Regions from separate parts of the Homo sapiens genome. Here all the other regions are linked to region 1. The links are chromatin loops, found by intact Hi-C in ENCODE. Cell type or tissue: CD4-positive, alpha-beta T cell. All regions are shown on one strand. Each heading gives the region's core, and the rest is flanking DNA. Links, peaks and the distances in the headings are about the cores only.

The links. Peaks named below come from ENCODE experiments on the same cell type or tissue, not always from the same donor. Only the 100,000 strongest peaks of a DNase experiment are listed, where the experiment ranks them.
Region 2: a loop joins it to region 1, with 2.9 times the contacts of the local background. A loop is called at or near these places in 54 of 110 quality-filtered maps.
Region 3: it touches region 1 in a loop (10-fold over the local background); 41 of 110 quality-filtered maps call a loop at or near these places.
Region 4: it touches region 1 in a loop (6-fold over the local background); 56 of 110 quality-filtered maps call a loop at or near these places.
Region 5: a loop joins it to region 1, with 22 times the contacts of the local background. A loop is called at or near these places in 12 of 110 quality-filtered maps.
Region 6: it touches region 1 in a loop (6-fold over the local background); 9 of 110 quality-filtered maps call a loop at or near these places.

Annotation. Positions count from the first base shown.
Region 1 is chr16:57,574,814-57,579,783 of GRCh38, forward strand. ADGRG5 (adhesion G protein-coupled receptor G5) reads left to right here. Exons shown (of 12, transcript NM_001304376.3): 11 at 2-279; 12 at 625-2,376. The coding sequence ends at 725. All of the region lies in intron 1 of LOC105371291 (a long non-coding RNA gene), which reads right to left. Among named protein-coding and RNA genes, the nearest start is that of ADGRG5, 35 kb to the left of the region's middle. RefSeq lists an enhancer at 406-575 and a silencer at 1,622-1,691. In CD4-positive, alpha-beta T cell, for the core only: CTCF peaks have their summits at 1,751 (motif pointing right) and 1,953; DNase peaks (open chromatin) are centred at 1,758 and 3,060; H3K27ac peaks cover 1,576 bases.
Region 2 is chr16:57,718,141-57,723,110 of GRCh38, forward strand. It overlaps DRC7 (dynein regulatory complex subunit 7), which reads left to right. Exons shown (of 19, transcript NM_001289162.2): 9 at 207-335; 10 at 3,527-3,599; 11 at 4,573-4,701; 12 at 4,862-4,970. Among named protein-coding and RNA genes, the nearest start is that of KATNB1, 15 kb to the right of the region's middle. In CD4-positive, alpha-beta T cell, for the core only: no CTCF peak of the experiment used is centred there; a DNase peak (open chromatin) is centred at 2,301.
Region 3 is chr16:57,646,824-57,650,823 of GRCh38, forward strand. It overlaps ADGRG1 (adhesion G protein-coupled receptor G1), which reads left to right. Exons shown (of 14, transcript NM_201525.4): 2 at 3,430-3,528. The coding sequence starts at 3,465. Among named protein-coding and RNA genes, the nearest start is that of ADGRG3, 19 kb to the right of the region's middle. In CD4-positive, alpha-beta T cell, for the core only: CTCF peaks have their summits at 2,399 (motif pointing left) and 2,599; DNase peaks (open chromatin) are centred at 1,578 and 2,378.
Region 4 is chr16:58,003,908-58,008,877 of GRCh38, forward strand. The region is part of intron 2 of USB1 (U6 snRNA biogenesis phosphodiesterase 1); the gene reads left to right. Among named protein-coding and RNA genes, the nearest start is that of USB1, 5.0 kb to the left of the region's middle. In CD4-positive, alpha-beta T cell, for the core only: CTCF peaks have their summits at 1,549 (motif pointing left) and 1,777; no DNase peak of the experiment used is centred there.
Region 5 is chr16:57,897,561-57,901,560 of GRCh38, forward strand. CNGB1 (cyclic nucleotide gated channel subunit beta 1) reads right to left here. Exons shown (of 33, transcript NM_001297.5): 28 at 3,968-4,000; 29 at 3,792-3,875; 30 at 236-354. Among named protein-coding and RNA genes, the nearest start is that of CNGB1, 72 kb to the right of the region's middle. In CD4-positive, alpha-beta T cell, for the core only: a CTCF peak has its summit at 2,336 (motif pointing right); a DNase peak (open chromatin) is centred at 2,351.
Region 6 is chr16:57,755,372-57,760,341 of GRCh38, forward strand. It overlaps KATNB1 (katanin regulatory subunit B1), which reads left to right. Exons shown (of 20, transcript NM_005886.3): 16 at 1-123; 17 at 470-546; 18 at 621-695; 19 at 985-1,101; 20 at 1,443-1,873. The coding sequence ends at 1,575. It overlaps KIFC3 (kinesin family member C3), which reads right to left. Exons shown (of 20, transcript NM_001130100.2): 17 at 4,911-4,970; 18 at 4,357-4,465; 19 at 3,754-3,782; 20 at 2,846-3,538. The coding sequence ends at 3,778. Among named protein-coding and RNA genes, the nearest start is that of MIR6772, 14 kb to the right of the region's middle. RefSeq lists enhancers at 1,618-2,257, 1,846-2,140 and a silencer at 1,939-2,088. In CD4-positive, alpha-beta T cell, for the core only: CTCF peaks have their summits at 1,986 (motif pointing right) and 2,189; a DNase peak (open chromatin) is centred at 2,020.

The sequences.
Region 1 (4,970 bases), core at 1-4,000:
GATGCTGGGTGCGGAGCCCCGTGGTGCACAGTGTCCTGGTCATGGGCTACGGCGGCCTCACGTCCCTCTTCAACCTGGTGGTGCTGGCCTGGGCGCTGTGGACCCTGCGCAGGCTGCGGGAGCGGGCGGATGCACCAAGTGTCAGGGCCTGCCATGACACTGTCACTGTGCTGGGCCTCACCGTGCTGCTGGGAACCACCTGGGCCTTGGCCTTCTTTTCTTTTGGCGTCTTCCTGCTGCCCCAGCTGTTCCTCTTCACCATCTTAAACTCGCTCTACGGTAGGGCTGGAGGGCGGCCTGGAGGAAGCTACCTGGCAGGGGGTGTATGGCTGGTGGGATGTTCACTGCTAAAGGGGTTCAGGTGAAGGGGGCGAGTGGGGGACTAACATCCAGCCCACAGCTCCACTAGCTAAGCTGGTGGGGGCTACATCTGCATGAAGGTACCCTATGGACTGGCCACAGCAGCTCTTCCAGCTCTGAGGCTCTGCCCCTCTGGCCTCCTACAGTAAGAGATTCTGGGAGTTGCCCATGGGCCCCAGGGAGGCCAGCTCGCTGCAGCCAAGGAGACCCTGGCCTTTGGGGAAGCCCATGCTGCCCCGTGGAACTCCCGCCTTTCTCTTGCAGGTTTCTTCCTTTTCCTGTGGTTCTGCTCCCAGCGGTGCCGCTCAGAAGCAGAGGCCAAGGCACAGATAGAGGCCTTCAGCTCCTCCCAAACAACACAGTAGTCCGGGCCTCCTGGCCTGGAATCCTCAGCCTCTCTGGCCGCCAGTAGCCTGAGGCTACGGCTCCTGCTAGAGAGGGTGGCAGGCCTGCTGCTGGACCCCAGAGGCCACTGTGACCGCCAAGGGGCCTTTTCCACTTCCACGGCCTCTCCAGGCACTGAGGGGAAGGCATTGCTCTACCTCTCCCTGACATTTTGCTCCGGGGCAGATCCAACCTTACCTGGGGCAGCAAACTTTGTCCTGGTACCTGGGCCCAGCTCGCCAGGGATGTGGGCAGAGCACCAGCCTGGGCATCAGGAAGCCAAGTTTCAAGGACTGTCTTTGAGTCTGTCTGTATGACCTTGGGCCTGCCACTTCTCACAGACCCTAGGTATCCACAGCTGTGACATGGGGGCAAGCGGCTTTGTTTCAGCCTAACCCAGGAGCTTAGTAAAAATTGCATAAGACCAGGGGGAAGAGTGTCAGCGTGGGGTGGGAATTCCCGCGGCCTCCACCTGCTTGCTAGGGGCAGGATCTCATTCAGGCTGCCCTGGAAGCACCTGCTTGGCCCTGCCACCTTCCTCCAGGGGAGGGCCAGATGGCATCCTGGCTTGGGGCGGGTGGGACCTACCCAGGCTCTGAGACTTTACTGGCCTATGCCTGAGGCCTCTTTTCCTTTAACTCCCTAAATTATGATGACTCCAAGTCCAAGCCCACCCTTCCCAAAGATTGGGAGGTTCCGCCGTTCCCAGAGGCTCCTCCTGCGGTGCTCCCAAGACTTCCATAGACCATCTGGACCAGTAGCCCATCCCGCAGTTTTCTTGGGGGCAGAGGAAAACGCTTCTTTCTCCTCCAGCTGAATCAGCTGGATCCCAGTGTCCTGGCTGTTTGGTGATTGGGCAAGATTGAATTTGCCCAGGTAGGCGTGAGAGTGTGGGTTTTAAATTCGAAGCTCAGGCCATAGTTTCAGAGAATCACCCTTACCCCAGACCTTCATGAGACAGTGCTCATGAAGCCAGTGCGTTTCCCAGAACGAACACTAGGCGGCACCGTTGGTCCACACTCAGAGGCCCTTGGCGCCAAGACTGCATCTAGAATCGCTCAAACACCTGTTTGCAGACCCCATGCACCAGCTGGAGGGGCCGTAACTGCAGGACTGCGCCTACTGAGTGACCCATTTCCTCCAGGAGGAAAGGCAAGACACGCTTACACGGCCATTTGTCTCTTTTCCCAATGCGGCGGTGCACTTTCGCTCTTGGGGGCTGCACCCCAGACATAGCTGGCACCAGAGCAGGGTGCTCAGGTGGTGGGTGCTCAGGGCCCTGCCCCAGGCCACTGGGCCGTTTTGATGACCTCGAAGGTCACAGGCAGAAAATAGGAGCAGGATTTCCCCTGGGGAAAAGTTCTCCTGGGACATCTTCTGCTCTTCTGTACATTTCTAGATGCAAATAACTCCTTCACCAGGCAGTGAGTGGCGTAGGCTCTGGAGCCAGGCTGCCTGGGCTCCAATGCCAGCTCTGCCACTTGCTAGCTGTGAGACTGTGGACAAACCACTCAGCCTCTGTGTGCCTCAGTTTTCCTATTTGTAAAATAGAGGCCATAGTGGTACCTATTTTGAAGACTAAGTAAAAGAATTCAAATAAAGAGACTTGGCACAGAGTAAGTGCTCAGTAAATGGTTACTGGTATTATCATTAGTATTTTTGCTATTATTGTTAACAGTGTTAACTGAGTTTCAGAGGCCAGCCTGTCTAAGCCCCAGGCCCAGCTCTGCTCAACCTTGTAGGCACAACCCCTTCTTAGGCACATCTCACCATGCCTCAGTTTCTTTCCCCAGACGGGTCTCTACTCCCACCTCGCTGACTTTCTGCTGTTCTAGGAATAGTCCCCACACAGTGCAGCCTCCAGGCCATGCCACATGTCCCCCGACCTCCCAGTTCCCCAATCTTCCGGTCTATAGAAATTCCTGGTGGTCATTTATCACATCTACAAAATTGCCCCAGCGGTGCCTAGAGAAGGCCTCTTTCCCACGCTAACTCCAGGCAGATTCTCCCCACCCCTGCCACCATCTGGGTGATGTGAGCACCCATCCAAGCTCCCATGGTTAAGCCCAGGCTCTCCAGGCCTTGGGGCAGGGGGTCCCCTTGCTAATGAGGGTCCCGAGGAATTATGGGAACCTTTAGCCCTTCTCTTGGGCAGCCCCAGGGAGTGGGGACACAGGCTCCTGCTGTGGCTGGGTCTGCATAGAGCCCCCCAGCCCAGGACCCAGCCTCTCAGACCCCACCAAGCCCAGGGCTTGCCCGAGGGAGGATGTGGCCACAGCGACACGGGAGGAGACTGGCAGTTCCAGGAAGCAGCCCCAAGCTTGTGGCCCTGAGCCCCACTGGGGTCCAGGCCCTGGGCAGGGACCACTTCCTGGAAATGTCTCACTGGGTGTGGGGGAGGGACTGAGGGAGATAGTGTGGAGCCAGGCAGGGCCCCTCTTCCCCCTTCCTCTCTCTCCCAGCAGAGCCCAGATGGGGCCCTGGGGCCAGCTCTTGGGAGCTTCCAGACTTAGCAGGAGGATGGAATGGGGTGGAGTCTGGGGGCTGTTGTTCAGGGCCAGGGACTCAGAGCAGGCACTTGGTGAACGGATGCCATGTAAATGTCAACAGGACCACAGATTAGGAGATTTCTGTGTGTGGTTTTGTTAGTGTTATTTCAGAAAAGGGTGTGTGCATGTGTGTGTATGGGGGGGCTATTGAAAATAGGGTTGCCAGATAAAATATCAGATGCCCAATTTGGGAGACGTACTAAAACATTATTCATTGTTTACCTGGATTCACATGTAGCAGGGTATCCTATTATTGATGTATTTTGATTTTGCTAAACCTGGAAGCTCTAATGAGAAGAGCATTGGCTCAGGAGTCCGGGGTGTGGACTCTTCACTCTCTAAATCCACCCAGGCTGTGCTGAGGGGGAAGCCCCTCTGCCCACTGGATGAGTCCCCCTCATTCACAGCCCACTCAGCTTGAGGTGTTCCTATTGCCAGCCAAAGCCACCACCAGAAATCCCAAGGGGTCTGCCTTGGGTGTCCCCACCCCTGCTGTCAGCCCTGGCGCAGACCTAGCCCCCATCCCCTGTAGAGGCGCCATGGACCTCCCTGCCTCCCCACTCCCAATTCCAAATTCACCCAGAAGCCAGAGGGTGTTTTCCATCCTGCAGCCTGCCCGTGTCCACCCCTGCGGAAGCCCTTCCACAGCACCCCCTCTTCATTGCCACACTCCCCAGTGGAACTTGAAAGGCCCACGGTCCGGCTTGTGTCCCCCTCTCCAGCCGTGTCTTACCACTCCTTCCCCCTCCTCCTCGGTGCTGCCACACTGAACAGCTTTCGGTTCCCTGAACAGGTTCTTTCTCATCTCTGGGCTGTTCTCTGTCTGGAAGGCTCTCCCTGTGTGTCTCATTTGTGGAGTGATGGCGACACATCCTTCAAATCTCAGCCTTGCACATCCTCATTCCCCTCAATGCAGACTTCAAATCTAGGGTGGGGCCTCCTTTCAGCCCCACCACTCCCGCCCTTCCCCCATGACAGACGTTATTTCTTTGTATTATGACTGTCCCCATCTGTCTCAGCTGCCAGACCGAGGGCATTTTGGAGACAGGTGCTGTGTCTCATTGGCTCATTCATTCACCCATCATGTAATTGTTAAACACTTGTTATATTCCAGGCACTGTACTAGTTGCTGAGGATATATAAATGAACAAGTCATCACATTCTTGTGGGGGAGGAATGTCTCACACTAAACAGTTTAACAAATAGACATAAGATATGACAGGTGGCGACAAGTGCTGAGAAGAAAAATTGAGGAGGGTGAGGGAGTAGAGTGGCCAAGAGCCTGGGTTTCAGCAGAGGGAGCTGGAGAATGAACCCAGGGGCGCTGGAGCTGGGGGCGTGGGAGAGTGTCAGAGAGCTGGCATGAACTGGCAGGTTGCCTGGAGGGGAGGGCTGGTTCCAAAGCCAGTCTTATAGCAATTTTTCCATTTCTTGATAGTGAACTTTGGAAGAGCTAGGGGTGGGGAAGATGGGAAGTTGAACCACCTCTGAGATAAAACTCTCTGAGGGGGCTGAGGTGGTCCTGGGTTGGGGTGCCCCCTGCTACTGGCAAGAGAGAAGCAAACTCAATATGGAGGTAAGCTTCCCTTGGTTAGGCCAGGAGGATGCCCAGAGTGAGACGAAGCAATGGGCTTCAATATAAAACTTACCCAAATCACAAAGTAAGCCACCGAGTGA
Region 2 (4,970 bases), core at 376-4,375, 140 kb after region 1:
CCCCCTCGGGGCCTCAGTTTCCCTGTTGGGATGAGGAGTGTGGGCATGGACTCTCAGAGCCACCTGGGACTGACGTTCTGCTTCCCCAAGCCCTGGGCCCAGGTCCCTTCTCTGCCCCGGAGTAGCCATCTCCCAACTCCCCATGGATCAGGTGGGGACGTGGTGGCTGTGGGGTACACTCAGTTGACTGCCCTCATCCCCAACAGGACTTGATCTTTGACCTGGGTGACCCTGTGAGATGGGAGTACATGCTCCTGGGGACTGATAAGTCTCAGCTGTCCTTGACTGAAGAAGACGACAGTGGGATAAACGATGAGGATGATGTGGAAAATCTGGTGAGTCTCAGCAGCTCGAGAGCCCAGGGAATGTGTGTGAAGGCTTCAGGGAGCCTGACAAGTGTCCCCAGCAGCATATGTGTGGCAGTGGGGGATGGCCCAAGTAGACCAGTGATGGGTTCCTCAAAGCAGGAAGGCTTGAGCAATTCCCTTATTTTACAGATGGGCACATTGAGGCCCAGAAAGGCCAGAAACCTACCCAGGACCTCCCAGTGGGTTACGGAAGGGACAGGACTTGACGTCAGGTCTTCTGCCCCCCATATCGTCCACCTTGTTCAGGAGTTGCCCTGCTCCTTTGGAAAGCATGTCCCTTGCCAGCCTGGGCAACATAGTGGGACCCTGTCTCTACAAGAAAATTTAAAAATTAGCTGGCTGTGGTGGCATGCACCTGTTGTCCCAGCTACTTGGGAGGCTGAGGCAGGAGGATCACTTGAGACTGGGAGGCCGAAGCTGCAGTGAGCCATGTTCATGCCACTGCATTCCAGCCTGCGCAACCCCACCCCACCACAAAAAATAAAAATAAAAATAAATTTAGAAAAAGAAAGTTGCAGAGCGGGGTCATAACACCCCGCTCTGCAACCCCCTGGGAGTCCCAGAGCTGGCTGTTCTCAGTTCTATCCCAAGTAGCCATCATGAGCCCCACATGCTGCCAGGCCTTTCTTGTCTGTTCTGTCAGTTCCTCTGAATGTCGTTGGCCAGGGCCTTACCCACATCACCAGCCTCCCTTCTCTGAATTCAGTTTCAGCCTTTATGTGAAATGGAGGCAGAAGGATCATAGTTGTATTCATAGTAATTCTAATAAGTGCATTCGTCTGGCATCACAAAGCACCACAGATGCGGTTGCTTAAATGACAGAAATTAATTTTCTTACAGTTCTGGAGGCTGGAAGTCTGAGATCAAGGTGTGGACAGGGTTGGTTCCTTCTGAGCCCCCTGTCCTCGGCTTGTAGATGGCTGTCTTCTCCCTGTCTTCACATTGTCTTCCCTCTGTACAAATCTATGTCCTAATCTGTTCTTATAAGGACACCAGTCATTTTTCTTTTTATTTTTTTTTGAGACAGGGTCTCCTCTGTTGCCCAGGCTGGAGTGCAGTGGCACGATCATAGCTCACTGCAGCCTCGAACTCCTGGGCTCAAATGATCCTTCCACTTTGGCCTCTGGAGTAGCTGGGACTACAGACACACACCACCATACCCAGCTAATTTTTGTTTTTCAGAGAGACATGGTCTTGCTATGTTACCTAGGCTGGTCTCGAACTCCTGGGCTCAAGAGATCCCCTTGCCTTGGCCTCCCAAAGTGTTGGTATTACAGGCATGAGCCACCATGCCCAACCAACACCAGTCATATTGGGTTAGGGCCCACTCTAATGAACTCATTTTACCTTAATCACCTCTCTAAAGACCCTGTCTCTAAAAACAATCATTCAAACAGTAAGTGATCAAGACAACAACAACAACAAAGAAAAAATAAGAAAAATAAATAAAACAAATACAGTCACTTTCAGGGCTTAAAACTTCAACCTATGAATTTTAGGGGGATGCCATTCAGCCCGTAGCAAAAGGTAGCACTCACATGGTCCTTACTAAGCACTGGGATCCATTGTATCTACTTAACCTGAAGTAACTCATTTAAATCCCCACAGCCACCTGGTGAGGTGGGCACTGGTATTACCACCTGTGATTAATATTATCCCATTTTACCGATGGGAAGACTCACACACAGAGAGGTTAAGTCACTTACCCAAAGCGATACAGCTGGTAAGTGACAGAGCTGGGATTTGAACCTACACAGTCTGGCTCCACAGTCTGGGTTCTCAATGGTAACTCTGTTCTACCTCCTGGGGCTGCTTGATGTGATGTGCTTGGCACAGCAGTGTAGACCATCTCAAAAGGGTGCTAAATGTTCTCAGCATCCTCATCTCCAGAGACTGGGGACATCTTGTGTGCAGTAAATCCAGGCATAGGTGCCCCCTGCTGGCCTTGGGGCATGGACCAGCCAGGGCCTGAGAGCCCAGCCCTGCAGGCAGCCGGCTGAGCACCCACATGGCTAATAATCAAACAGTTCCAGTCACAGAGTCCTGGTCCACCCTGGCCCAAGAGCCCTCATTACAGCAAAGACGGACAGAGGGCAGCCCAAAGAGTCAGAACCCAGTCATGGACCCCCAGGAAAAACCAGACCCCGGGTGACAGCCCACCCACCTGACCATCTTAGAGATTTTTGACAATACTAACTGCTGACTGCTCACTCATTTTTGTCCCCTGCAAAATGTCACAATTAGATAAACAGTTGTCAGAGGTATGAGCAATGTTTGTGGAAAAAAGGTTTTAAGTCGAGAAAGTCTTATCCAAGTTTCTGTGATTATCTAGTTTGAGGACCATTTATCTAGATCGGGCCTTATTTCACAAATGGGGAAATTAAGGCTCAGAGAGGAAATAATAATAGGCCGGGCATGGTGGCTCATGCCTGTAATCCCAGCACTATGGGAGGCCAAGGTGGGCATATCATTTGAGGTCAGGAGTTCAAGACCAGCCTGGGCAACACGGTGAGACACCACCCTCCTCCCCCGGCCGTCTCTACTAAAAATACAAAAATCAACTGGGTGTGGTAGGTGCATGCCTGTAATCCCAGCTACTCAGGAGGCTGAGGCAGGAGAATCACTTGAACCTGGGAGACGGAGGTTTCAGTGAGCCAAGATTCACTGCACTCCAGCCTGGGCAACAGAACAAGACTCCATCTCAAATGATAATAATAATAATAATGTCAGCCAATCAGAGCCCCAAGGCCTTTACAGACATTATATCATTTAATCCTCCTAAAAGGTCCAGTTTACAGTTAAGAAAACTAAGGCTTAGAGCAGTTAAAGGACTTGCCCAGGACCCCTTAGCTGGTCTTGGAGAGAGGGTGGGGCTTGGGTACCCTGACTCCAGAAACACCTCTCTAATCACGAAGGGCCTGCAGCCAGGGCAGGGGGTGCTGCTGTCCTAAGCCAGGCAAGTATAGGGAAGGGCTCCCTGCCCAGAGTCGACTCCTCCTTTTCCACATCATGGGTCGTGCTCATGACCTCCAGTTCCCCTGCGGAAGCCAACGGACCACCTTGGCTTGGCTCTGCAGGCAGAGACAGAGCTTTGACCATAACTTCTGCTTCAACACCCTGACCAGCACCACCTCCCCCACCCCCTTCTCTCCCATCAGGGCAAGGAGGATGAGGATAAGAGCTTCGACATGCCCCACTCGTGGGTGGAGCAGATTGAGATCTCCCCGGAAGGTATTTTCTATTTGTGTATTCACTTATCCTCTCCAGATCCAGTTCCTGGGCCTCCAGAGAGGTCTGCAACAGCGAGGCAGGGGGACACAGCAGGGAATGCCATGCCCCACATTTCCACCCTTCTCACCTTCAGCTGCACCCTCCCTCCCTCCCTCCCCCCTTCCTGCCACACGCACTCAGCTCTGACCCCGAGGGCCTGACGACCAGTCTGGCACACGGGGCGATGCAGTTCAGTGAGCATGTGTGGGATGATGGCGTGTAGGTGACAGCAAGGCCTGGAAACCCAGCCCATTCCCCTCTCACACTCTTCTACCCAGAGGAGGCCATGGGCAGTGCCCAGATGGTGCGGGGGGTCTCAGGACCGGAGAGGGGCAGGTAGAGAAGGCAGGAGGGCAGGGACTGTCATGCTCCATGTCAATATCTGCTGGTGCCCACCTAGGGAGCACCCAGACCTATGGGGAGGGCATGGGCCACTTCAACAGGGTGGGAAGTGCCAGAGAGGCTGTCATGGGAACCCAGAGGGGGGCGCACCCAGCCCAGCACTGGGGCTAGGGCCTGGGGATGGGTGAGCAGAAAGGGGTACCAGAAGTAGGCTAGGGGTCACCTGGGTGAAGTTTGGAAGGATCTGAAGGAGTCAGTCCAACAAGGGGAGGAGGGGATGACGGTGTTTCTGGCAGAGACCTGTACAAGCAAAGGCCTGGCAATGTGAGAGTGTGGTTGGCTGCAGGGCAGACCCTCTGATGGGGCTCAAATCCCATTCTTGGGTGGATCTGTGCTTCTGCCTGGCCTGAGAACCCCTCTAGGGCTGGAGCCACCCCTGGTGATTATTCTCCTCGGCCTCCCTGGATCAGGCTTGGGGCTGGAGGAGTTCAGTACACAGAGAACGGGCAGTGGATGGATGAATGGCTGGGCGGGGCTGGCCCTCCCTTCCCCCAAACTAGCAAGAAGAGACCACAGCTGACTGTGTCCACAGCATTTGAGACCCGCTGCCCGAACGGGAAGAAGGTGATTCAGTACAAGAGGGCAAAGCTGGAGAAGTGGGCCCCGTACCTCAATAGCAATGGCCTTGTGAGCCGCCTCACCACCTATGAGGACTTGCAGTGTAAGGGGGATTGCTCTGGACATGGGTCCAGGCCAGCCCAGGGGCGGGGGCGGCTTCTACTCTCTCTGGGGTCATTGCTGGCCTCTGTGTGCCTGGAATAAGGGGGGTTGAAGGCTAGGGGAGCTGGCCTGGCTGCGGCAAGTGTCCATCGGCCCCACAGGTACCAATATTTTGGAGATAAAGGAGTGGTACCAGAACCGGGAAGACATGCTGGAGCTGAAACACATAAACAAGACCACAGACCTGAAGACAGACTACTTCAAGCCTGG
Region 3 (4,000 bases), core at 1-4,000, 72 kb after region 1:
ATAACGTGGATGTCACCACTAACATTATCATTGCGGGGGTGTTGCTAGAATGCCCCCTGCTCAGCCACTCCCTCTGGCTCTGTGTGAGCAGAGGCAGGGCCCTTGCCTGTGGGGCCGTGGTTGGTACTGAGCGCCTGATGGCTGAGGCCCTGTAGCGCTGGGGATCTGCGGCTCCAGAGGCAGAGACAGGTCAGGTCCCAGGGGTCTGTGCGGAGACTCATGCTACATCCCTGGCGCCTGGGTGGGTGGGTGGGCAGGTGGCAGGTGTGTGTGCGTGGGGCAGACCTGGAGGGGTGGCATAGGCAGGGATGAAGGAGGGGCGCTAAGTGGACAAGCGTGACAGTGTCCCCCTGCCCAATCTGTGTGGCAACTTTCTTGTCCCCAGCCCAGCTCTCCTGTCCCAACGGGCTTCTGGAGGAGGGAAGTTTTCTGGGTGGGGTTTAACCTTCCATTGCACTCTCCCGGAAAGGAAGCTTCATGCTCTAAGAATTTCCCCTCAAGGTGCTCTGGTGGGTGAGCTGGTTGCTGGGGGCCGTACGGGAAGAGGGGGAAACAGGGAGGAGGGGCCTGTGACAGGCCCAGGGGGCTGAGTTAGGGGCAGGCATGAGCTGTTTAGAAAGTACAGAGATACTTAGCTGAGACTGATGGCACCTGCCTCTAAGCCGTTTACAGGTATCAATTCATTTAATTCTCACAATGACCTTTGAGTGAGGTTGACTTCTTTATTCTTCTTTACTAGTGAGGAAAGCGAGGCCCAGAGAAGGTGAGTAACTAGCCCAAGGACACACAGCTAGTGAGGGAGTCAGGATTTGAACCCAGGCAGTCTGGCTCTAGAGTCTACCCCATGGGTTAAAGGAAGCCAGCCAGCCCCTCCCCTCAAGCCTCAAGCATGTTAATGGAGCCAGGGCTGTCCACCTTGGAGTAGTTGTTCAAACAGCTGAGGTGGAGTGGGGATGACTCAGGAAGTGGCAGGGACAGTTGGTCCCTTGTGTGTGTCTGGATTTCTTCCGTGGAACCCCATGTTGTCGCTTCACTTGTTTCCTTCCAATGATGGGGAGCTCTCTACCTGTACTCCCCTCCTTTACTCTCAAGGGCCAATCCAGGAGGGCTGAAGTGACACGGTGGTTCTGCTTTGTCCTTCAGCCATGCCTACTGACAGTGAAGGCTCACTTTGAAGGTCAGTAAGCCAGGGAGATGCATGGATTCTGGCCAGTTCCTTCCTTGCTTGCTATGTGACCTCAGGAGGTCACTGGCCCTCTTTGGGCCTTGGATCCAAATTCTCCAAATGATTTGTCAGCTTCGAGTTTACAGGTAGGGAGTGGTGGTAGCAGTGAGGGGCTGCTTGGAGGAAGTGGCATTTGAACTGACAATCAGAGGGGGACAGCAACAGAGACTGACAGGAAACAGAAGGAAAGAGGGGGTCCGGAAGGGACATGTCCCTGTCCCCGGATGTTGGGTTTCCTTCCAGTGGTCAGAGGTGGCAGGAGGCAGTTTCAAAAGGAATCAAAATGCTTACAAATCACAACCTGGGAAATGGTGCCCTTCCCTAAAACACTTTCACATCCTTCTTCTCAAAGGGCTCTGTGATGCCACCAGGGCAAGATGATGTGCCTATTTGACCTACGACTGAACTGACAAGGCCTGAGAAATTGGGGTTCCATTCCACATGGTGGGACGCAGGGAACTGGCTCTCAGTCGAAGGGGCCAGGTTTATTTGAGGGAGGACTGGCCCAGGAAGGAGACATTGAGCTCCTGCCTGGGACACCCCTTCTTTTAATGCTGCTCTCAATGATTTGGTTCAAAAGCCACCTCTTCCTGAAAGTCCTCCTTGGTTTCTCTTAAACTCAGACTCCACGTGTGTTCTCCGGCTTGTGGCCGATGACTGCCTCTGTCACTGTGGCCAGCTGCCGCGCCACGCAGGATGAGGTTCTGTCTGTGTCTGTGAGCACCCAGCTCTGCCACAGGGCCGGCTGGCCATAGGGAGGGCCAAGCCTTCTGGCAAGTCTACAAGTGCCAGGGCCACAGGTTCCCTGCCAGGCACTATAGTCCTGACCAGGCAGGGAAAGCCCCTGGCCTCGGGAGCATTTTTGGGCAAGTCATTTAACTCCATGGGCCTCAGGTTCTCCATCTGTGCAATGGGTCAACAGCAGTGCCCACTTCAGAGGGTTGGAGTGGGAATCAATGCAGATGCAGGGGTGGGATGGGTCAACACAGAGGCTGGCAGATAGTAGCCGCTCAGCTAATAGAGAGCTTAGGGGGTCAGATTTGCTCCATCCTTGCCAGGGCGGGGCAATACCGAGTCCTTGTCCCCAGCAGAAACCGTGGTCCCTTTGCTGTTCCAGATGCTCTGGACCCTGGGTACTGGCTCCCCCTGGCGGTCATGATAGGAAGCGCCCTTCCCCTCTGGCTCCTGTAGAGGGCGTCGCGGATGCATTGATCCTTTAGTTCCTTCACTGTCCATCCCCACAGCCTTTATCCAGCAACCTCTGTACAGCCAGGGCCTGCCCACAGAGATGGATCAGGTGCTCCCTGGCTGACCAAGGAGGAGGGAATGCACGTCTCCCACTACCTGGAGGAGGCTACTGGGGGTGGGGAGGGGCTTTGGCCAGTGGTGTGAACCAAAGGAGGCTGGGACTGACTCTGGAGGGAGTTGAGGAGGGCTTCCTGGAGGAGGTGTCCTCTGAGCTAGGTCTCAGGAATGATGATAGGGAGGTAGCTGGGGAGAACTCTGGGAGCCCCCTTTTTTCTGTGTTCCCTCCGGGCCTGGAGGGGCAAGGTGGTGACGGTTCCAGGTAGAACCCTCATGCCAGATTCTAGATAAGATAATCCCGTCACTCTGGGTTCAGGAGGGAGGTACTACGATTAGCCCGATTTTGAGTGACTTACACAAGGTCCTGCAGCGGGCAAAAGGTGGAACTGAGACTGGAACTCAGCTGGACTCTGGACAGCCACTCCCCCGCCTTTTTTTTTTTAAAGCAGGGTCTCACTCTGTCACCCAGGCTGGAGTGCAGTGGCGCAGTTATAGCTCACTGCAGCCTCGACCTCCTGGGCTCAAGTGATCCTTCCACCTCAGCCTCCCTAGTAGCTGGGACCACAGGCATACACCGCCATGCCTGGCTAATTTTGTTTATTTATTGTAGAGATAGGGTCTCACTGTGTTGCCCAGGCTGGTCTGAATTCCTGTGCTCAAGCGATCCTCCTTTCTCAGCCTCCCAAAGCGCTGGGATTACAGACATAAGTCACCACGCCTGGCCTCACTGCCTCTTGGGGAGCGGCCTCTGGCCGCTCTGGGGAGGTCCATGGGCTTTTTCCACACTTGCTTCCCCACCTCACCTCCCACATCCATGCCACACTGGCCTCCTCTTCTGCAGGGCCAGCCCAACCACCACACAGTCCACACTCCCAGCTAACACTCCTGGTCTCTTCCAGGTGGTGACTTCCAAGAGTGACTCCGTCGGAGGAAAATGACTCCCCAGTCGCTGCTGCAGACGACACTGTTCCTGCTGAGTCTGCTCTTCCTGGTCCAAGGCAGGTCTTCCCAGGGGTGCCCTGGGCTGTTGGAACTTACGTTAAAATGCCCCTGTGCCTAGGGTGGCTGCCAGCACACATGCTAACTCCTTTAGGCAGTTACAGCTCGGCTAGTGGAGGGTACCTTGGAGAAAAGCAAAAGACACTCCTTCCTTCTGGCAGGTGCAGCCCTGCAGTGCACAGCTTAGGGTATGGAATATGGATGGGGTACTGGCCCCACTCACCTCTGCAGCCAGAGCATTCTTGTGCAGTGTACCACCTGCACAACCGTCTATGTCAGCCATGGCCTCATTAAATACTTCATTGCTGTTAAAAATATGTTTTCCCCTTGAAATTACTATTCGTTTTCAGTTTCCTCTTTTTTTTTTTTTTTTTGAGACGGAGTCTTGCTCTGTCGCCCAGGCTGGAGTGCAGTGGCGGGATCTCGGCTCACTGCAAGCTCCGCCTCCCGGGTTCACGCCATTCTCCTGCC
Region 4 (4,970 bases), core at 1-4,000, 430 kb after region 1:
TCTCTTGACGTTGTCCTTCACAGAGCAGAAGTTTTTAAGTTTAATGAAGTCCAGCTTATCAATTATTTCTTTCATGGATCTTGCCTTTGGTGTCATATCTAAAAAGTTGTCACCAAACCCAAGATCATCTACATTTTTCTCCTATGTTATCTTTCAGGAATCTTACAGTTTTGCATTTTACATTTAGTTCTGTGTCCATTTTGAGTTAATTTTTGTGAAAGGTGGAAGGTCTGTGTCTAGATTCCTTTTCTTATATATGGATATCCAGTTATTCCAGCACCATTGGTTGAAAAGACTCTCTTTTTCACATTGTATTGCTTTTGCTCCTTTGCCAAAGATCGGTTGACTGTATTGATGTGGGTCTATTTCTGGGTTCTCAATTCTGTTCCATTCATCTATTTGTTCACCAATACCATTGGTGAACTGTTTTGATTGCTGTAACTTTACATAGTTAAGTCTCGAAGTTGGGTAGTTTCAGTCCTCCAACTTTGTTCTTCTCCTTCAGTAGTGTGTTGACTATTCTGGGTTTTTTGGGGGCTTTTTTTGGTTTTTTTTAGAGATAGGGTCTCACTATATTGCCCAAGCTGGTCTTGAATTCCTGGGCTCAAGCAATCCTCTGGCCTCAGCCTCCCAAAGTGCTTGGATTACAGGGATGAGCCACAGCACTTGGCCTGTTTTGGTTTTTTACCTCTCCATGTACACCTTAGAATCCGTTTGTCAGTATCACAAAATAACTTGCTGAGATTTTGACTGGGATTGTATTGAATCTGTAGATCAAATTGGGAAGAACTGACATCTTTACAATATTGAATCTTTCTGTCTATAAACATAGAATATCTTGTAGGGTCCAGCCCCACTGGGTCGGTGGGTTTTCTCCCTGTGTGCGGAGACGAGAGATTGTAGAAATAAAGACACAAGACAAAGAGATAAGAGAAAAGACAGCTGGGCCCGGGGGACCACTACTACCAAGACGCGGAGACCGGTAGTGGCCTCGAATGCCAGGCTGCGCTGATATTTATTGGATACAAGACAAAGGGTCAGGGTAAGGAGTGTGAGCCATCTCCAATGATTGACAAGGTTACGTGAGTCACGCCACTTGGACGGGGGCCCTTGCCTGCCTGGCAGCTGAGGCAGAGAGAGAGAGGGAGAGAGAGAGGACAGCTTACACCATTATTTCTGCATATCAGAGACTTTTAGTACTTTCACTAATTTTGCTACTGCTAGCTAAAAGGCAGAGCCAGGTGTACAGGTGTGAAGGCAGACTAGGAGCATGACCACTGAAGCACAGCATCACAGGGAGATGGTTAGGCCTCCAGATAACTGCGGGCGGGCCTAACTGATGTTAGGCCCTCCACAAGAGGTGGAGGAGCAGAGTCTTCTCTAAACTCCCCTGGGGAAAGGGAGACTCCCTTTCCCGGTCTGCTAAGTAGCGGGTGTTTTCCCTTGGCACTGACGCTACCGTTAGACCACGGTCCACTTGGCAATGGGCATCTTCCCAGACGCTGGCATTACTGCTAGACCAAGGAGCCCTCTGGTGGCCCTGTCCGGGCATGACAGAGGGCTCGCACTCTTGTCTTCTGGTCACTTCTCACTATGTCCCCTCAGCTCCTATCTCTGTATGGCCTGGTTTTTCCTAGGTTATGATTATAGAGCGAGGATTATTATATATTGGAATAAAGAGTAATTGCTACAAACTAATGATTAATAATATTCATATATAATCATGTCTATGATCTAGATCTAGTATAACTCTTGTTGTTTTATATATTTTATTATACTGGAACAACTCGTGCCCTCGGTCTCTTGCCTCGGCACCTGGATGGCTTGCCACCCACAACATCTCTCCACTTACTTAGTTCTTCTTTGATTTCTTTCATCAGAGTTTTATAGTTTTCCTCATATAGATCTTATACTTATTTTGTTAGATTTATACTTAAGTATTTCATTTTGCTGGGGGTGCTAAGGTAAACCCTGTATCTTTAATTTCAAATCCTACTTGTTCGTTGCTGGTGTATAGGAAAGCAAATATACAGAAGTTGACTTTTGTATGTTAACTTTGTACACTGCAACCTTGCTATATCATTTATTACTTCCAGGAAATTTTTTTTGGTAGTTCTTTTGGATTTTCTCCGTAGACAATTATGTCATCTATGAAGAAAAACACGCTGGGTGTGGTGGCTCACACCTGTAATCCCAGCACTTTGGGAGGTCAAGGTGGACAGATTACCTGAGGTTGGGAGTTCAAGACCAGCCTGACCAACATGGAGAAACCCCATTTCTACTAAAAATACAAAATTAGCCAGCCGTGGTGGGACATGCCTGTAGTCCCAGCTACTTGGGAGGCTGAGGTAGGAGAATCACTTGAACCCAGGAGGCAATGGTTGCAGTGAGCCAAGATTGCACCATTGCACTCCGTCCTGGTCAACAAGAGCAAAACCTCGTTTCAAAAAAAAAAAAAAACAAAAAAAAAAAACGGACACAGTGGCTCACACCTGTAATCCCAGCACTTTGGGAGGCCAAGGCGGGCAGATCACAAGGTCAGGAGTTCAAGACCAGCCTGGCCAACATGGCGAAACCCCCATCTCTACTAAAAATACAAAAATTAGCTGGGCATGGTGGCACATGCCTGTAATCCCAGCTACTTAGAAGGCTGAGGCAGGAGAATTGCTTGAACCCGGGAGGTGGAGGTTGCAGTGAGCGGAGAGTGCACCACTGCACTCCAGCCTGGGCAACAGAGCAAGACTCTGTCTTGGGGAAAAAAAAAAGAAAAACAGGCTTATTTCTTCTTTGCTAATCTGTATACCTTTTATTTCCTTTTCTTGCCTTATTGCATTAGCTAGGACTTCCAGTATGAGTTGAAAAGCAATAGTGAGAGGAGGCATCATTACCTTGTTCCTGATCTTAATGGGAAAGCTTTGGAGTTTCCTATCAGTTAGCTATAGGTATTTTTAGACATTCTCTATCAAGTTAACAAAGTTCCCCTCTATTCCTAGTTTTCTGAGAGTTTTTATCTTGAATGGGTATTGGATTTTGTCAAATACTTTTTCTGTATTTATTGATAGGATCATTTGATTTTTCTCCTTTAGCCTATTGATTGGATGGATTACATTAATTGATTTTTGAATGTTGAGCCTGCTTTGAATACCTGGGATAAATCCCATTTAGTTGTGGAGCATTATTCTCTTTATATGTTGTTGTATTCAATTTGCTAATATTTTCTTGAAAATCTTGCATCTCTGTCCATGAGAGATATGGGTCTGTAGTTTTCTTGTAATGTCTTTTTCTGGTATTGGTATGAGGATAATGCTGGCCTCATGGAATAAGTCAGGAAGTATTCTCTCTGCTTTTGTCTTCTGAAAGATTATAGATAATTGGTTTAATTTTTTCCTTAAATGTTTGGTGGGATTCTCTAGTGAACCGAACCCATCTGGGCCTGGTGCCTTCTGTTTTGGAAGGTAATTTTTGTTTGTTTGTTTGTTTGTTTGTTTTTCGGAGACAGAGTCTCACTCTGTTGCCCAGGATGGAGCACACTGGCATGATCTCGGCTCACTGCAACCTCTGCCTCCCAGGTTCAAGCTATTCTCCTGCCTCAGCCTCATGAGTAGCTGGGATTACAGGCACCTACCACCACGCCTGGCTAATTTTTGTATTTTTAGTAAAGACACAGTTTCGCCATGTTGGCCAGGCTGTTCTCAAACTCCTGACCTCCGGTGAACCACCCACCTTGGCCTCCCAAAGTGCTGGGATGACAGGTGTGAGCCACAGAGCCCAGCCGGAAGGTAATTATTTATTTATTCAGGCTGGGTGCAGTGGCTTACGCCTATCATCCAGCACTTTGGGAGGCCAACACGGGCAGATTGCCTGAGTTTGAGACCAGCCTGGGCAACATGGTGAAACCCTGTCTTTACTAAAAAAATACAAAAAAATTAGCCATGCTTGGTGGCGGGTGCCTGTAATCCCAGCTACTCGGGAGACTGAGGCAGGAGAATCGCTTGAACCTGGGAGGCGGAGATTGCAGTGAACCAAGATTGCACCACCGTACTCCATCCTGGGCAAAAGAGTGAGACTCTGTCTCAAAAAAAAAATAATAATAATTCAATTTGTTTAATAGATTTAGGCCTATTTAGATTATTTCTTCTTTTGTGAGTTTTAGCAGATCGGGTCTTTCAAGGAATTGTTCCAGTTCATCTAGGTTATCAAATTTGTGGACATAAAGTTATTCATGGTATTCTTTGATTATCCTTTTATTATCCATGGGATCTGTAATGATGTCCCATCTTTCATTCCTGATTTTAGTAATTTGTGTGCCCTCTCTATTTTTCTTAGTTAGCCTGGCTAGAAACTTGTTGATTTACTGATCTTTTCAAACAACCAGCTTTTGGTTTTATTGATTTTCTTTATTGATTTCTTGTCTTCAATTTTATTGATTTCTGCTCTAATTTTAATTATTTCTTTACTTCTGCTTACTTTGGATTAAATTTGCTGTTGTTTTTCTACTTTCCTAAGATGAAACTCAGATGATTGACTTTAGATCTTTTTCTTTTTCTTTTTTTTTTTTTTTTTTGTGAGGGAGCCTCGATCCGTCACCCAGGCTGGAGTACAGTGGCGCAATCTCAGCTCACTGCAACTTCCGCCTCCCAGGTTCAAGTGGTTCTCCTGTCTCAGCCTCCCAAGTAGCTAGGACTATAGGCACGCACCACCGTGCCCAGTTATTTTTGTATTTTTAGTAGAGACGGGGTGTCACCATATTGGTCAGGCTGGTCTCGAACTCCTGACCTCCAGTGATCCACCTGCCTCTGCCTCCCAAAGTGCTGGAATTACAGGCGTGAGCCACCATACCCGGCCTAGATCTTCTTTTCTAATATATGCATTTGATGCTATAAATATTCTTCTAAGCACCTTTTGCTGCATTCCACAAGTTTTGATAAGTTATGTTTTCATTTTTATTTTGTTCAAAATATTTATAAAGT
Region 5 (4,000 bases), core at 1-4,000, 320 kb after region 1:
GGAAGGAGGCCCTTCAGAGACTGCCGTTTCGGTCACATTCAGATCTTCATTTCCCATGTGTGGAGGACAGTGGTGGCCCCACACAGATGAGAACCTTCCCCCGCCCCCATCCCCGCATACATCAGCAGGTGCCAGTGCTGCATCTACCAAGCCGTAGACACTCGCACTGCCCGCTGGCCGCCTTCTTTCCCAGCCCTTGCCCCAGGCCCCTCACTTTACCCCAGCTGCGTCTGACCTTATTTCTCCAAACACAGATCCAGCTTTCAGCGTCACCAGCACAGATTTCCCATCAGGGCCGCCCAAGACCTGCACTTGCCCTGCCTGGATGATGTACATCTCACGGCCGATCTCCCCCTGAAACAAAGAAGTGACAAGTCCCTCTGTTCATCCCCCAAAGTCACCAGAGAAGCAGCCAGGGCTGGATCCAGAGGCTGGAGGTCCGGCAAGGAGGAACCTAGGCACTGGGGTCCAGCCCTGCCACCACAACTTGGGGTGTCGTGTGGGGGCAGTCACTTCCCTCTCAGGCCTCAGTCACCCCATCTGTAGACTTGGAGGAGTGACTACCCCATGCCCTCCATAACTGACAGGGTTGCAGTGGGGGAGTTAGTGATGTCATGGAATGGGAAGTGCCAGCTAACCTGGGAGGTGCAGGTATAATGGAATTCTGCAAATTCCAGTTAGACTCACTGATGGAGGCAGGGCAAATCAGATAGCAGCTCCCACCATCAAATGATGTCTACACCTGGCACATCTCAGGGGCTCGGGAAGAATTTGCTAACTGCAACAGGAATGGGAACAACAATAACGATAATATTCAAATTGCCTTTTTTTTTTTGAGATGGAGTCTCGCTCTGTCGCCCAGGCTGGAGTGCAGTGGCATGATCTTAGCTCACTGCAACCTCTGCCTCCTGGGTTCAAGCAATTCTTGTGCTTCAGCCTCCCAAACAGCTGCGATTACAGGCATCATGCTTCAGCCTCCCGAGTAGCTGGGATTACAAGCATGTGCCACCATGCCCGGCAAATTTTTGTATTTTTAGTAGAGACAGGGTTTTGCCACGTTGGCCAGGCTGGTCTCGAACTCCTGGCCTCAAGTGATCTGCCTGCCTTAGCCTCCCAAAGTGCTGGGATTACAGGCATGAGCCACTGTGCCCAGCCCCAAATTGCTTTATGCAGTGTACTACTTATCCTCAACAACCCTCAGAGTCGAGATCACTCTTTGCCCAAGAGCTGGGATCTGAACCCAGACAGTCTGGTTCCAGAGTTCATGGTTGTTATGGGTTGAATTATGTACTCCCTCCCAAATTCATATATTGAAATCCTCATCCCCAGCATCTCAGAATGTGACCTTATTTGGGAATAGGGTCATTGCAGATGTAATTCCTAAAGATGAGGTCCTTCTAGACCTAATCCAATATGACTGGTGTCCTAACAAAAGGGAAATGTGGACACAAAGACAGGCATAGAGACCAGAGGATGTGAGGAGACACAAAAAAAACTAGATGACCACCTACAAGCTGAGGAGAGAAGCCACCCAGCTTGTGGTGGAGTTGCACAGTGTCCCGCGGCAGCCTGGAGAATGAATACAATGGCCTTAATCCCAAGTTAAACCGAATGCATGCATGAATGAATAGCTTGCTTTGGACTGCAATTAGAAACACCTAGTCTGCCATGCGCCTTCCAATCCTCATGCCTTCACCGGCCCTTGTCCTGGCCAGCTACCTGTGAGTCACATGTGTTTAAAAGGGGAAGAGGAGGTCTACAGAAAAAAAAAATAATAATAATAATAATTAAAAAGGGGGCCGGGTGCAGTGGCTCATGCCTGTAATCCCAGTACTTTGGGAGGCCAAGGCGGGCACATCACCTGAGGTCAGGAGTTCGAGACCAGCCTAGCCAACATGGCAAAACCCTGTCTTGACTAAAAATAAAAAAATGAGCCGGGCATGGTGGCATATGCCTGTAATCCCAGCTACTTGGGAGGCTGAGGTAGGTGAAATGCTTGAACCCAGGAGGCGGAGGTTGCAGTGAGCCGAGATAGTGCCACTGCACTCCACCCTGGGAGAGAGAGTGGGACTTGGTCTCAAATAAACAAACAAACAAACAAATAAATAAATAAGGGGTGGGGGGAGTGACCAAGGACAGTAACTGTCACACTTTTGACTTATTTGACAAAAATTTCCTGTGCATTTCACACATGCATGACCCCCTTAACAAAAAGGTAGAGAGGTTTGCCTCCATGTTTCTGTTTAGTTTGACAAGAGTGAAAGGGTGAAGGGACCCTCACCTCAGTAACCAGTCCCCGGGGTGTCTCAGAGAGATCGCTGCCGAGCAAAACCAGACAGCAGAGGGCGCCCTTCACACGTGCTCACCAAGTGCTCAATTTAATTTGCAATCACAGACTCTAGATTCACTTTTTCTCATTTAAAGCAAACTCTGCATCACCCACGAAGACAACAGCAACAGTACTGGCAGCTGCTGTGTGCCAGGAACAATGTTAAGCTCTGTATGCACATCTTATTCAGCCCTCACAACCACCCCATGAGGGAGGTACTATCAACATCCCCCACTTTATCCATAAGATGAGCAGGACTCAGAGAGGGCAAGCCACTTGCCCAAGGCTGCACAGCCAGGAAGGGGCTCCAGTGTCAGGCAGGCCACTCTATTGCTCCCAAACCCCTCTTTGCCCCTAAGGTTGCAGCTTTAAATTCTCAGGTCTCTGAAGCATACTTTTCCCCTCTTCACCCCGGCTCTCTGCTTCCAGAAATTTCACTGCTGCACAGCATATAACCTGGAGACAGGGACTTTCTTGGGGACGGGGGTTCCCAAGTCTTGCAGAGCCTGCTTGGGTAATGTTTCCCCCCGTATGCTTATTAACGGTTTATTATTAACTTATTAACGGCTCTGTGCAAGAGGACTGAAACCTGGGTTCCTGACCCCTCCCGTCACTCACCAAGTGACCTTGGTCTCACCTTGAACCCCAAGGACAGGGAGCAGAAAGGGCTCTAGACATTGTCAGGCCCCAGGATTCAACTCCAGATGTTTTCTGGGATCAGAGGGTGAAGCTGAGCAGGGAGGGGGTTCTAGGGTGGGGCAGTGGGGAGTGGTGGGGGCTGTGGCATCAGGAAGGGACACGATGTCCCCCTTTGGGGCAACCTTTCCTCCACCCCAGCTGCCTCTTGCCATTTGGGAAAGTGGACCCAGCGCTGGCAGATTTTCTGTTTTCAGCCAGAAATCTGAATTTTTATACAAAATCTCCAAATTTTTAAAGGTTGGGGACCAATTCAACATTTTTTAAAAATTAGAAAAAAAAAAACCCACAGAATACCTGTGTGCTGGATCTTATCCAAAGGCCACCAGTTTGCAACCTCTGACCTAAGCCCATCCCTTCTCCTGCCCCATTTTCCTGATGGGAAGATGGAGACCCCAGAAGCAGTTCCAGCTACACAGTCAAGGCCCTGCCTCTCTTCAGGCTCCACAGTTTCCCTTTCTGTAAGGTGGAGTTGGGGGGGGGGTCTTTGTCCTGGCCCCCATGGTCCTGTGTCAATGGAGCTGAGAAAATGCTTTGCAAAGCCCGAGGCACATGTGTGTTGACTGCATAGAGTCGGCAAAGCCTCCTAATCCGCTCCTGCTCTTGGGTCTGGTCAGGTCACTGCAGCATGAAGCCGCAGACGCTCTTCTCCCTCCCCAACAATCTCGCTCTGCCCTGGGCTGGCAGGCACCCCTCCAGCTCAGTTCCTTGAAAGCCAGGGGGATGGTGAACCCCAGATCCCGTGGTGGCTGCCAGGCCAGCTCACCTTCTTGCACACATAGTCGTTGGGCAGGTAGACAACAGAGCGAAGCCTCTTCAGCATGTCAAAGATCATCTGCCGGTCACAGCCCTGTCCCGGTGAGGAAGGGAAAGGAACTTTTTAGAGAAGATTGGGCTTGGAGCCTCCCACAGCCCTGAGCGTGAGGGCACCAAAAGGTGTACCTGAAAGAGTGCGACTTTGCTAACGATGTTGTA
Region 6 (4,970 bases), core at 1-4,000, 180 kb after region 1:
CTGGTGGACGAGGATGCCATGTCACAGATCCGCAAAGGCCACGACACCATGTGTGTGGTGCTCACCAGCCGCCACAAGAACCTGGACACTGTGCGGGCTGTGTGGACCATGGGCGACATCAAGGCAAGTGCCCACCCTTGCACAGGGCCTCATCTCGCCCCCCTGCCCCTGCCACCTGCCTGCCCGGGCTTGGGGCAGAACAAGAAGAGGCCACCCATGGGGGACAGTGTGGGATAGGCCATCCCTGACGTCACACCATCTGTTTCCGCCATCATCATCATCATCACAGACTGCCGTTTAGTGAGCATCTGTTTACATGCCTGGCCTTACACTCATTGCGTTAGGTGCAGTGCTGAATACCCACAGCCCCATCAGCACACCCACATTCACGTTCGTACCCCCACCCTCACCCTCACAGGGCCACACTGTCCCCCACTGCCCCACCCCTGACGGTGCTCTGTTTGCACAGACGTCGGTGGACTCCGCTGTGGCCATCAACGACCTGTCGGTGGTGGTGGACCTCCTGAACATCGTCAACCAGAAAGCGTAAGTGGCTGCAGAGGGGGAGTGGGCGGAGGGGCAGGGCTGGGCTGATGGCAGCATGTCCTGGCCTCTCCTAGCTCCCTGTGGAAGCTGGACCTGTGCACCACCGTCCTGCCACAGATTGAGAAGCTTCTGCAGAGCAAGTATGAGAGGTGCGTGTGGGGAAGCCATGCCTGCCTGAAGCAGGGGGAGGGGAGAGGTAAGAAGCCTCCTCCAGAACCATGGGAAGGACCCCCAAGAGCCTGGGTGTTCCTGTGAGCTGGCTGTGAAGCATTGCTGCCCCTCAACAGTCCGGAGGTGGGAGTGGAAACAGGCGTGTGTGGGTGTATGTGTGGGTGTGTCTGTGTCTGTTTCTGCCCCTCTCCTCCTTTGTTCCTTGCTGTTTCTCTTTCTGTCTGTGGCCCTTGGTCCATCTGTGACTTCATCCATCTCCCCCTAAAGCTACGTCCAGACGGGCTGCACCTCCCTGAAGCTGATCCTGCAGCGGTTTCTGCCCCTCATCACAGACATGCTGGCGGCCCCACCCTCTGTGGGTGTGGATATCAGCAGGGAGGAGAGGTGAGGGCAGCGCATGTGTTGGGGGCAGGGGTGCCACAACAGGTGAGGGGACAAAGGCCTGGAGGCCTGGGCCCCTCTTACTGACAGTCCTGCTGGGACAGAGTACAGAGGAGGCGTTGGTCTGGGGCCATGGCTCAGGGTGTGGGTGGGCTTAGCCAGAGCTGGGTTCCTCCATGGCCTGGCTGTGCCCACAATCCCTGGCAGGGCCTGGGTGGTTCCCCTCTGGGCCTCCGCCTTCCCTTGGGAGGAAGGGCTGGAGCAGTTAGGACAGCAAAGGCCCTGGGGTTGGGTGTGGGTGGTGGTGGTGCCAGCTAGCCCCTCAGGCACTGCCCTCTCTACAGGCTGCATAAGTGCCGGCTCTGCTACAAGCAGCTTAAGAGCATCAGCGGCCTGGTCAAGAGCAAGTCAGGCCTGAGCGGCCGCCATGGCAGTACCTTCCGCGAGCTGCACCTGCTCATGGCCAGTCTGGACTGAGGAAAGCAGTGGGCAGGGGCGCTCGGCAGCCCACAGGGCCTGGCCTCAGCCCCCACTCCTGTTCCTTGTGCACCCACTGGCCCATGAGCCTCTGCCTGGCCCCTGCTGCTGTCCTGTGGCCGTCCTGGAGGAGGTGATGCTGGTCCCTGGCCACCTCTACAGCCCTGAACTCTTGAGACAACTCTCTCCAGCAATAGCTGCCCAGCTTTGCCCAACTGTTGCTTCTTGGGGCAGCGAACTGAGCCCTGGGGCTGCTGCTGTAATTTATAAGGCAAATTTTATTAAATTTGTAACTATTCCCAGGTTTCCTTGTGGGGAATGTTTTCTGCTGGCCACAGGGCTCCCCGGGCCCAGGAGTGCCTGCCCCATGGTTTGAGATGAGGCCACACCCCCTCCAAGCCCGGGGGTGGGGCTCTGGGCCATGTGGCCAGCAGGGGGCAGCAGAGAATCAGGCCTCTGGGACAGCACCAGTTCAGCCAGTGCAGACTGGGAAGGAAGGGGAGGCGGCAACCACCCTTCCACCACTGGGTGTTGAGGTTAGGGGTGGCCCCCACCAGCCCGTTCCTCCCCACCTCAGCTACACTCAAGCTGTCTTATGGACACCCCCAGGATGCCTCCAGGGGCAGGACTAGAAGGGCACCTGCCCCTTCCTCTGAGCAGGGCTCCGATCAGCTGTCACTCCCTGCTGGAGTCCCCAGCACTGGCTGGCGGGAAAGGGCTCCCTGCTCCGTGGGCACTGCGACAGGTGGGCCCCCTCCTGCTCCCAAGGCAGGGACCAGGTACAGCCCCGCCCCGGGGTGGTCAGGGTCCTCGGCACTGGAGGAAGGTGGCGTGGACCTCTGGCCAGTTCACTGAAGAGGGAAAAGGCCAGGGCAAAGAGTGGGCAGTGGGTGGTGCCCAGCAGTAACCTGGAAGCCCAGCATGGTTTGGGCAAGGCTTTGATAGCCTTTGAAGCTCTCTCCAGCCTTAGTTTCCTTCCCATCAGTAACATGGAGGAATGCCCCTGTTGGGAGGTCAGTTATCGTGGGCACATGGTAGGTACCGCATGAGGCGACTGTGACCACAAACAACAGAGAAAGTGACCCAGGGTGGGACAGCGCAGGCTCCCCCCAGTTGTTTGTTAAGGACGCATGTCCCTAACTGACCTAGAGGACAGATCCCAGAGGGCTGTGGGGTGACCAGCCAGCGGGGGAGTCCACAAGACCTGCCAGTGCCCCGTCCCCCTAATCAGACCAAGAGGGGCTCACAGACCAACTTTTTCAGACCATACTTGTGTAAAAAGGCTTCTTTTATTTTAATAAGTAAAAATGGCTAAGCTTCCAAAAGTTCTTAAATAGGATTTCAGAGGGAAGAAAATTCGAGAGACCAGCGAGCCAGGCAGGTGAGCGAGCAGCAGAATCCCCCACCCGCTGGCTGCCTCTGCCAGCCATAAACACAGCACGGCCCCGTGGCGGGAGGCCATGCGCCTCCGCACACCCCCCAGCTGCGGGAACCCTCCTTGAAGGAGAGGGGCGGGGAGGGCTGCCATTGGTGCCACCAACCCACCCCAGTCCCCATGGTTCTTGGGTCTGCCCAGAGGCTCCTCGCCCACCCCCTAAGGAGGGGGCTGGCCAGCTCTGCAAGCTGAGGAGAGGGGCCGAGAAAGCCTGGGTGAGAGGCCCACCCTCCTCCACACTCCCGCCCTCCTCACGGGGCCCAGTTCGCTGATGGCCCAGGCCTGCCAGGAAGAGCAGCCACCCCCGCCTTTCCGCCCATGCAATTTGCACTCAGAGCCACAGCCGAGAGACACCGTTTCCTTCTGAACATGTTTCTCATCTTTGAGGGGAGACGGGGCAGAAGAAGAGCCTCCACTCTCGCCTCTACCTCCGGGGGTCCTGGCGCTGCAGCAGGGACAGGCCAGTGAGGGCCCAGCTTCAGGCCCAGCGGGGTCACATCCGTCACACAGGCAGTGGCCGCGACTTCCCTGCAGGGGCATGAGATCATCAGCCTCTTGTCCACTTGCCCACCGGCAGCCCACAGCAGTTGCCACCGAGAGCAGGAGGGAACCCAGCAAAAGCACATAGACAAGCGACAGCAGGGGCTAGACCCAGCTCTGAACAGCAGAACGTCCCAGCGCAGCCCTGCAACCCACTGCGGGCAGGCAGGCGGGCAGCCCTGGGCCACAGGCCCCACACTCACCTAGAGACTCTGCAGCCCCAGCCGTCAGGCTGAAATCAAAGTGACAGGCGTCTCACTGGTGGGCTTGCCTTGGGCCAGTACCCCACAAGACCCTGCTGCTGCTACCCCTTTGGACTCAAGGATGGGCCAGGCCCTCCCATGATCTGGGCTAAACAGGGGCTGGAGCCCTGGGTCCCGGTCCTGTGGCGGGGCTCACTCCTCACCTAGGAGGTAGGCAAGCCCGGCCCTTTCTACCCCCGGGGCAGCTGAGGCACAGGGAGGGGGCTGCAGGGGCTGCTCTGGAGGGGGCTTACTGCACAGGCTCAGCCAGCCCATGCTCAGAGAGCAGGGTCCCAGGGTAGAGTCAGCACCCCCGGCTGAGAGGCTGGGGTCTCCTTACACTGCCCCCTTCCCACAGACCTTCCATTTCCCACCTGCAGAACGGACACAGCACTGTCTGCCCTGACTACTGCCTGGGGGCAGGGGAGGTTGTAAAACAGGTTCTGGAGAAGGTGTAAGAACTTTTTAAAAAGGAAAGAAAAGAGAAAGCCCATCCAGGTAAGGGCAGCCTGGTGACTATTACCCTGGGGAGACTCCCCACCCACACTGCCACTCCAGGCTCACCCGAGGGCTGCAGCTTCCTCCGGATGGATCCAGGGCGGCTACTGGTCCCAGAGCTGGGGGCTGAGTGGGCCCGTGCCGAGGGCTGTGGCGTCTGACAAGCCGGCTCCCACTGTGAGCAGGGAAGGGCGGATGGGCGGGGGCCACGGCTGCCCTGGCTCCCCACCCTGCTGTGCTTCTCTCTACTCCCCTGCCCTGCCTCCTAACACCCAGTTTCCTCATCTGCAAAATGGGCATGATGTTTGTGCCCCAGCCTCAGTTATGGCAAGAATTAAATGAGATAATTCATGTAAAGAAGTCAACTAGTTACCACTGAGCATCTACTATGTGCCACCCCCACGGCCAGCTCGTCACCCCACAGGAACCTCCGAGGCCAAGAAGAAATACCTGTACTGAAGAGGCTGCTGGCTGTGGGTTCCAGCCGTAGCTCCACCCAACTCCGGCAGCTTCCCTGCCCCCACTGCTTCAGGACGTCCCCGCCCAGCTCCCTGCTCCTGCCATGACCCAAAGTCTCTGACCCAGGGCCACCTGAGCCAGGCCTGTGACAGTCCCCGTACCTCTAGATGCTCCTGGCTTGACCAGGACCCAAGCTCTGCCCTGCGTAGCCCAGGCCCCAG